Linked DNA regions of Homo sapiens: region 2 is linked to region 1. The links are chromatin contacts, found by Hi-C or POLR2A ChIA-PET in ENCODE. All regions are on one chromosome and are shown on one strand. Each heading gives the region's core, a stretch centred on a gene start or an enhancer-like site at or near the end of the contact. The rest is flanking DNA. Distances are from core to core; before and after follow the strand shown. Region 1 overlaps SLC22A3 (solute carrier family 22 member 3). Region 2 has its middle 110 kb from the start of SLC22A3.

Region 1 (4,291 bases), core at 941-3,440:
TGAGACTCTATTTCAAAAAAAAAAAAAGAAAGAAAAACAGGGAAACGTTTGCAAAGCTTCCATCTCCAGGTTGACTTCAGTCAATAATCCTATTGTCTTAAGGCTGGAGTGGACTTCCTTGAAGCTCTTTGCCCAGAAAACCTTGCCAAAACTCTCCTAAGATTATTAAGAGTTTTCTCGAGTCTCTTTTCCTGATTCCAATCAACTGGAAATGTTATGAAAATAATTCTGTGGTCAAGTCTCACTTACTCTTGCTCTCAAACACAATCCACCAAAAGAACAAAACACAAAGTAAAAGTGGATGCAAGACACAAGAGGAAGAGGGGCCCTCTGCAGAGGCTGCTAAGCAAACGTAGGTTTGGCTCAAAGATTTTTGTTTCTTTGAATCAGTTCACTATTTTTAACCTGTGGAAATTTGTTCACTCATTCTAACAGTAGCTTTTGCTTTGTGAAATTGGTTTATTTAGTGTTATGTTCCTCCTGTAAACCTTTTCATTGTATGTTTTTCTCCTAATCTAATGGTAATCCTCTCAGTGATATGAGTAACCTGGTGTTTGTATTTAACACTCCTTCAACATTCACAGAATCAGAAAATATCAGAACAAGAAAGCCCCAGCCTTCAAGATTGTTTGATTTGTGTTCCCTAATTTTATGTGTGAACAAAACTGAGGCTGTGAAGATTCTAGAATAATATGTTGAGCTCAAAAATATGGTAGTAGAATTAGAATATAGCTTTCTAATATTTGTATAAAAGTCAATGATATTTAGAAGTTTAAAAAAGATACACATTAAACTGGGAAAATACTAAATATTTAAATTCTGTAGGCTAGTTTTCATATTCTGGAAAGGTGGATTTTCATATGGCACTGGTGCTGGTGTTTCATCAGGTCAGCTGTCTATGTCATAAGAGGGTGTTCTTATTAGAAAATGTAGGCTTTGGCAAGCTTTAAAAGGTACACGTGTTACTGCATGTTCTGACGAGATTTTGAAAATCTTTGGCAACTGTGCTTTCCAAGTGGAGAAAAAGGGCTACCATAATGTTGAAAGACGGAAATTAAAATCTAATCAGATATGGTGGCCCTTATCCTCCACCTTAGAATTTCTTTTCGTGGAATGTCTGGTGGACAGTAATATATAGAGGCTCCTCGACTTAGGATGGGATCACATCCAGATACACCCATTGTTAAATTGAAAATATCATAAGTTGAAAAATGCATTTAATATACCTAATCTACCAGACATCATAGCTTAGCCCAGCCTACTTTAAATTGCTCAGAATGCTTACACTAGCCTGCAGTCGGGCAAAATTATCTAACACAAAGCCTATTTTGTAATAAAGGGTTAAATAGCTCATGTAATTTATTGGATATAGTATCAGTTGTTTCCCCTTGTGATCGCATCACTGACTGGGAGTTGTGGCTCACTGCCACTTCCCAGCATATATGACTAGCCTGGAAAAAGATCAAAATTAAAAAACAAAGTACATTTCTACTAAGTGCATATCACTTTCACACCATTATTAAGTCGAAAATCGCCAAGTTGAACCATCCTAAGTTGGGGACCGTCTGTAGATCAGGCAATCCTTGACATTTTATGGCGGCAGATTGCCAAAAGAGATTGGAGTCTAGAAGTCCTGGAAGCAGCCCCAACAATTACACAGAACTCAGCATCATGCCCTCACATCAAGGCAAGGAGGGAGAGTTGTCCCTATTTTTCCTTTCCTTGAAAGGGATAGTGAAACTCATTCTGAGGTTTTTAAAAAATGTACTTTTTAATGCTTTTCCTCTATCTGTTTTGCTCTCCCTTGATACCCTGTCTACATCATGATGGCTGTGGCACTGCTCCTGCTCCTTACATGGGGTCTTAGAATGCACAAAGCTGCCCAATATCACTTTCTCTGTATTTGAGGAAAATTTCTAGTAGCAAAAGAATATCCTCTGACACTCTTTTCAAAATGCCAACTAAATGTGATAGAACTACTTTTTGCAACAGTGAAGTCCCAAAGTCTCTTTCTTCCTGATGGGTTAATTTAGTACCTTCCTTTTTCCAAATCAAAGAACCATAAAAGTCAGTGAAAATCTGCATTATTATTATCCTGTGTGTTTAGTTTTGCTTTTTAGTACTTACCATTATTAAACACTTGGCCCATTTTTGGCTAATTGTTGTGTAATTCCAAATACAAACCAGTCACCATGGATTATTGCAGTTAGAGTCATCAGAAAGCAAGGAGCTATGACTCATGCTCTGTTCTTGCCATGTTTTTCTGATTTGTATTTCATTTCTTACCTGTGCTCACAAGTCACATGAAGATCAATACATCTGAAATATATATGCTGACTATGTCACCAGATTTTATTTCTCCCATCATTGAATCTGGACAGGCTTCTTTCAAAAGTGTTGAGTCATTTTTATGTCTTTATCACACTCTTCTAAAGTCCTTAAAACTCCTAATTATTTCAGAGGATTATTGTCATATAAGGTATACAAAATCAATTATATGAAGAAGTTGTAATCACTATAATTAAACTGAGGCTTATCTAGACAGATCCTGTGTCATATTTTTCACATAATGAGGCTAAAAACTTTGTGGAGAAAATAATGGATATTTATAGAATATACTCAAGTGTATTTATTTTAGAAGGTCTGTTAGACATTTCACAAAAGAATCTGTAATCTACAGAAATTACCAAATTATGTTACATAATATTTTAAAAACTTGTTTTAGAATAAGTTGGAATGTGAGGTTTATAAAACAACTGGAATAATAAACTGAAATTATAATTTAATTTTTATACCCAGTGCATTTATTTTTCTTCCTATGACTTGACTATAGTTTAAAATTCTTATAGGTTTAGTATCCCTTTTTTGAAAACAGGTTTTCAATGTGTTTCTGTAACAATAATGAAAAGTAAAGGCATGTAATCTCTTTTCCAAAATAAAAGATTGGTTTGAGAATTATGATCATATATACAATGTACTAAATGCAACCTTTTATGATGATGATATAAAAGATTCACAGACTCACAAATCATATGCCACTCAACTAAAATACTAAGAGAACATAACTTTATCTTTATAAAACATATACATAGGCATAAATACATAGACAAAGGTCTAGAAAAATATGCATATCAGTGTGGAAATGCAAGTGATGATAATGATTTCTGTTGTTTTCTTCTAATTTCTATAGAGTCACTATGCTATTTAAATTTTCAAAAAATTAAGTTATGTGCAATAATCTTTTTAAAATTATTTGTTTTTTAATCAGCTTTTTAATCTGATGACATAGAATGATAACGTAGTAAATCATAGTTTCTGAACCAAAAAACAGGGACACATAGACTGAGAAGTGCCAAGTTCATTTTAGAGATTAAAAATACAACGGCATTGGGACTTTTCTAGAAAATTCAAGATATGTGGTCACAATTGAGGTGTTCAGCTTCTAGAGCGAACTGAACCAGATATCTGCTAAGGCTCTGATAGAGAACAGCTGGAAGCTCAGAAAGGTAAACATAATTCAAATATTGGTGAATATGCCAGTGCAGCCGAGAAGGTGACAGGATTTGAAAAATGTGCCAGGACACAATGAGAAAGGCCTTGGAATAAATACAAAAAGCCCAAACTTTATTCTGTAAAAGTGGGGAGCTACTGAAGGTTTTAATCAAAGCAGGGATAATCTCATTTCCAAGGCAAAAAAACAAAAAGAGGCATTCCTTCCTAATACCACATGTAGGAGCTGTTCTTATTCTATGGTGGATTATTACTTTAGTAGTATCTTATAAAGACAGTGCCTGAAGGTCTTTTATCTGTACATTGATGTAACACTTTTCAAAAGCATATCAGCAGACACATTTTTGGAAGCATGCATTCTGAAACTTGAACTTCAAATAGGAGTTATGGCTGATATCATGGAGTAAGGTAAAACAGAAGCTGACTCCTCTCCAGTATTCAAGGCTGACTGTTGTCTCTGGAACTGAGAATACTGGGAAAAGTGTGAGTTGGACACTGTGCACAACTCTAATTAACACTGTTCTAAAGGGAAAGTATATGAATATATTGTTTAAACACTAATAGTTAAAAGTTATACTACAATATCTTCAAGGTTTAACACATAAATTGAGACACACACTTAATTAGGCCTAAGAAAGAAGTGGAATGTAAACTCGTTGATTTTATTTTCATAAATGATTTATTTTACAACTATGAAGAGGAATAATAGAGGCCTTTTATTAGCAAAGAGATTATTATGATGTCTATTTTCAGCCATGATTTTTCTACCAATGGAAAGTGG
Region 2 (4,230 bases), core at 1,059-3,558, 76 kb after region 1:
GTGCTTAAGTACTTAGCAAAATCTATTCAGCGAAACCACACCACTTAGTTTCTCCCAGGGGTAAAAAAAACCCTTGTGAATCCTGCACACATCCCTTCCTGTGTTGGTGTTTCCTTTAGACTGGCCTAGCCTGGGCATCACTGTAAAGTATGTGCAGTTGGTCTCTGTCCTGTACCCTCTACCTCCTTCCCTGTCGGAAAAGTCACCACTTTAGTCCCTGGCCACCAGCACACCCCAGGAGGGTGAGTGGCCTGAGGTAGTTACGGCACTTAAAACTCCCTTGCTACCGATCTGGAACTCAAGCCCCAAGACATCCCCTTAGATGATCTGAATACGCATTCAGGGACAGATCTAGGCAGTTTCTAAACAACACTTAGACTGGGGTCTAACGTTGACAAATCCTTCTAGAATTTGCCTCTTTGGGACTGAAGTCTAAGGGGCTGAGACCAAGAAGGGAGAGCACAAGACTAACTTTGGTCTCTTGACCTTTTCTTACCTTGCAACTGTCAGTGCCTCCAGCCAAATGCCTAGCACAGAGCTCAGTGGATTTGATTCTTCCATTCAGATACTCATAGCGATTGCACACTTTATTCTCAATCACAAGAAGCTGGGGCTTCCTTGAGAAGGCCAGCCCCAAAGGTACCTGTGTTTAAAAGATGAAAGAAATGGTTGCTGAACCCAAAACATGTTTAGGAGGAAAACCAGAAGAACAGAGCAGTGGCACTGGACCTCCTGTCTGTCCGTGAGGCTGCAGAACACAAGGCAGCTCCCAATGCCGCTGGACTCTCTGACCTTGGAGAGTGTAAACATCATATATGATTCTGTGTTCCTGAGATCTGGGTTTAACGATCTGGGCTTTGTCATGGTGTTTTACGTTCGTTGTTGTTTGTGTACTTTTTGCTTTTCTTTTGAAAGTATGAAAATGATTTTTACAATGTAAAGAGAGTCTGAGAAATGCAATTGCTATTCTTTTTATATACTTTTTCAGATTTTTTATATGCTTCTTTACTACTTACATCATAATGCACAATTTTATATACTGATTTTTTCAATCAATGTATATCATGAGTTTTTAAAATAATGCTACAATCTTCATAACTAATATTTTAATGGGGAGTGACTGCTTAATTGGCATGAGGTTTCCTTTTGAGATGAGGAAAATGTTCTGAAAATATGGTGATGGTTGCACACCATTGTGAATGTACTGAATGCCATTCAGTGGTACCCTGCAAAATAATTAAAATCCTAACTCTTATGTTGTGTATATTTTATTGCAATAAAAAGAATAGTCGTCATTTACTAAGAATTAACCTTTTCAGGCACAAGCTCTTAATGTGGTGTATCTCACTTCATCCTCACAACCGTCCTATGAAACAGGCACTTTTATCATTCCTGTTCTACAGCTGAGGAAACTGAGGTGTAAGGAGGTTGTGTAGTTCAGCTTGAGCCTGGGTCTGCGGAGTCACTGCCCAAATGCTTCCTCCCCGTGCACACTGGCCCCACTCTTGCTTCCAATCTTCCACATGTTTGTTCATAAAGTTCATTCTCGTTTCTTTTCTGAAGTCTAAGTTCCCATAATTATGTTGACATATTTCCATCTCGCGGTAACACTCCCAAATTATTTTCTAAAAGTGTGTGACAGTATAAAATGTTACTGGAAACAATTCTCCTCACCCTTGTGAGTATTCAATTTTTAAAAGATTAGCTAACATAGTAGGTGGAAATTGTCCTGATTCATTTTCTGATTTACACTTCCTTGACAATTAGGGAGAAGAAATACAACTAGGGACAATTCTCCTAGTTGTAGTTTTTCTTTTGTGAAAAACTGCTTTATTTCCTTTGCCAAATTGAAACAGAACATCTGCTAAACTGCCAGAGGGAATGCTGTTTTTCCAGATGGACACGCCAAGGATGTCTCAGTGCTCTCACAAATAATCGTTTTCCAATTTTGCAAGCCCAGCTTTGATTAGAATTTCTCAAAATATTTTGCTTTGCGAGCATGACACAGGCAAAAGCTGAGGCACTCTTTCTTTCTTCCCCCAAAGTGTTGGACTGCACTTAGATCATTGTCTCAGGTTCAGAAAACTGACACTGAATCTGGAGTTTACATGAGCAGCGTAGAAGAGGCTCTTCCCAGAGCCTGGCTCCAGAGCCCAGCTCAGCCCTAGCCGGGAAGGAGCTGCATGGAGGAAGCTCCTCCTGGCTACCAAGCATCGGGCAGGGGGTGCATGACGTGGACTGTGTAGATGGGTGAGGGAGCACCCTTTTCAAAATATTTTGCTGAAAATTAAGTTAGATATCACTGCTCTCAGATCTGCTCTCAGAGCAAGGCAAACATCCTGATCAGGAGGTAAACCCACCACTAGTTGCCAGGAAATTGACGCGGTCTGTGAGTATGTGCTGCCATCCAGTGGCCAATGTAGAGATGGCACCTCTGAGGGCGGGGGGCCACGGGTGACCTTGAGGATTGAAGCCCTCCCTGATTGGGTCCTGGGGAGAGGGCCACAAGATTAGCCCAGTGATTGTGGATGGGGCTGACACGGAAGAGCCCCTTGGCCTCAACACCTACTCTGCATTTGGAATATCCAAGTCAAGGAAGGTCTGGAAACATGAAGGGGAGAGGGGGAGAATTTCGACCTCCCTCTGAGAAGCTGAGAACACCCATTGATCTGATGTCATCAACATATAGAAAATCGATAAACAGATCTGAGTTATGTTTTGTGACTCCTCCTGGTCTAGTTAGTGTTCTGAGAATCATTTTCTCAGTGGACATGTGGGTGAGACCAGAGGAGACAGGGAGCCAGTGCAGGATGGTGGTTAGAAATGTGCAGAAGGGGGTGGGAGAGAGGACACAGCGAGTGGGCTCTGGGGTCAAGGCCCGGTTACACGCCGGTTATGTGATGTTTATTTATGATGATAGTGGTGATAGTGATGGTGATAGTAGTGATAATAGTGATGATGGTGGTGGTGATGATGGTTGTGGTAATGATAATGGTGATGGTGGTGGTGATGGTGATGATGGTGGTGGTAGTGATAATGGCAATGGTGGTGATGGTGATGGTGGTGATGGCGGTGGTAGTGGTAGTAATGATGATGATGGCGGTGGTGATGGTGATGATGGTGATGGTGGTGGAATGGTGGTGATGGTAATGGTAGTAATGATGATGACGGTGGTGGTGATGATGTTGATGGGGAGGATGATGATAAGTGGTGGACGGGGATGACGGCGATGATTAATAACCCTAATCCTCACAATGACCTTATATGTAAGTACAGATGAGAAAGCTGAGGCTAAAAGAGATTAAATAACTGCCCAACGTCACATGGAATATGGGAGAGACAGAACTCACACCCGGATCCTTATGATTTTAGCTTCATGCTTTCATCAGTTGAAGTATTGTAGAGGATCTGTTTGTTTTCTGGCTGCCCAGCAGCCTTTCACCCTACATCCCATAATTCTGGTGAGGGATCTACCTTTTGCTCCCTTCTGGGTATGAATGGGGTCCTGCCTCCACCTTCAGCATGGAACAGCTGATGCAGGTCAGAGCCAATCAGTGACGGGCTCAGGGGCAGGACCATGACCCAATTTCAGTCTCTCAGAGTGGACAGACTATTGTTCATGTAAGGGAGAGAGTGGCCTTTCTTATTCTTTCTCAACAGAGCCAGAGCCACCACAGCATCTGCAGCCACGGGAGTGTCACCTTTGTGCCCCAAATAGTGCCTACTCCATGATTGGGAGGGTCTGGGGTCTGGGGCCTAATGTGAGCCTGAAGACTTTTCAGCTCACTAAGAATTTGCCTTGTTTTGCTTAATCCAATTTGAGTTGGATTTTCTGTCACTTGCAAGAAAGAGTCATGTTAGATTCAACTCTATTCCATATTATTAGTAGGAGCTGCCATGGTGGAGTGCTTAGGATGTGCTCGGCACTTGATGCACTTTCTTATTATTTCCCTGTAACAGCCCTGCAGCCCACATCAGCTAGGAAACAATCAGCGAGAGCTCACGACTTTTCTAAGTCCCGACAGCCCATAGGCGGGAGCCAGGGTTCCAATTCAGGTTTGTCTGTACCACCCTGCACCTTCTCTGAGCCCCAGCTTCCTCAATGGTAAAATGGAAACAACAATACCTAACGCGGAGAGGTTTCTAGTATTTAAATTTTAAAATATGCAAACACCAGGAGCAGCCTGGCACACCCATAGGTGTCCCTCAAGCCAAGTTTCCTTTTATTTG

Evidence for each region. Hi-C counts contacts between places; a loop is a spot of excess contacts on that map. ChIA-PET counts read pairs that join two places held with the same protein, here RNA polymerase II (POLR2A). Pooled maps may share reads with other maps.
Region 2: a loop to region 1 is called in a pooled map, with 2.3 times the contacts of the local background. The contact joins two enhancer-like sites. A Hi-C loop is called at or near these places in 2 of 50 pooled maps. POLR2A ChIA-PET finds 5 or more read pairs at or near these places in 3 of 52 experiments (K562, MCF 10A and activated CD4-positive, alpha-beta T cell).

What each region holds. Positions count from the first base shown.
Region 1 is chr6:160,377,466-160,381,756 of GRCh38, forward strand. The region is part of intron 1 of SLC22A3 (solute carrier family 22 member 3); the gene reads left to right. All of the region lies in intron 2 of LOC124901453 (a long non-coding RNA gene), which reads right to left. Among named protein-coding and RNA genes, the nearest start is that of SLC22A3, 31 kb to the left of the region's middle. Within about 2 kb of position 2,191, at least 2 of the 41 ENCODE cell types and tissues checked have a DNase peak (open chromatin) inside an H3K27ac peak, as active enhancers do.
Region 2 is chr6:160,453,728-160,457,957 of GRCh38, forward strand. No RefSeq gene overlaps it. Among named protein-coding and RNA genes, the nearest start is that of SLC22A3, 110 kb to the left of the region's middle. Within about 2 kb of position 2,309, at least 11 of the 41 ENCODE cell types and tissues checked have a DNase peak (open chromatin) inside an H3K27ac peak, as active enhancers do.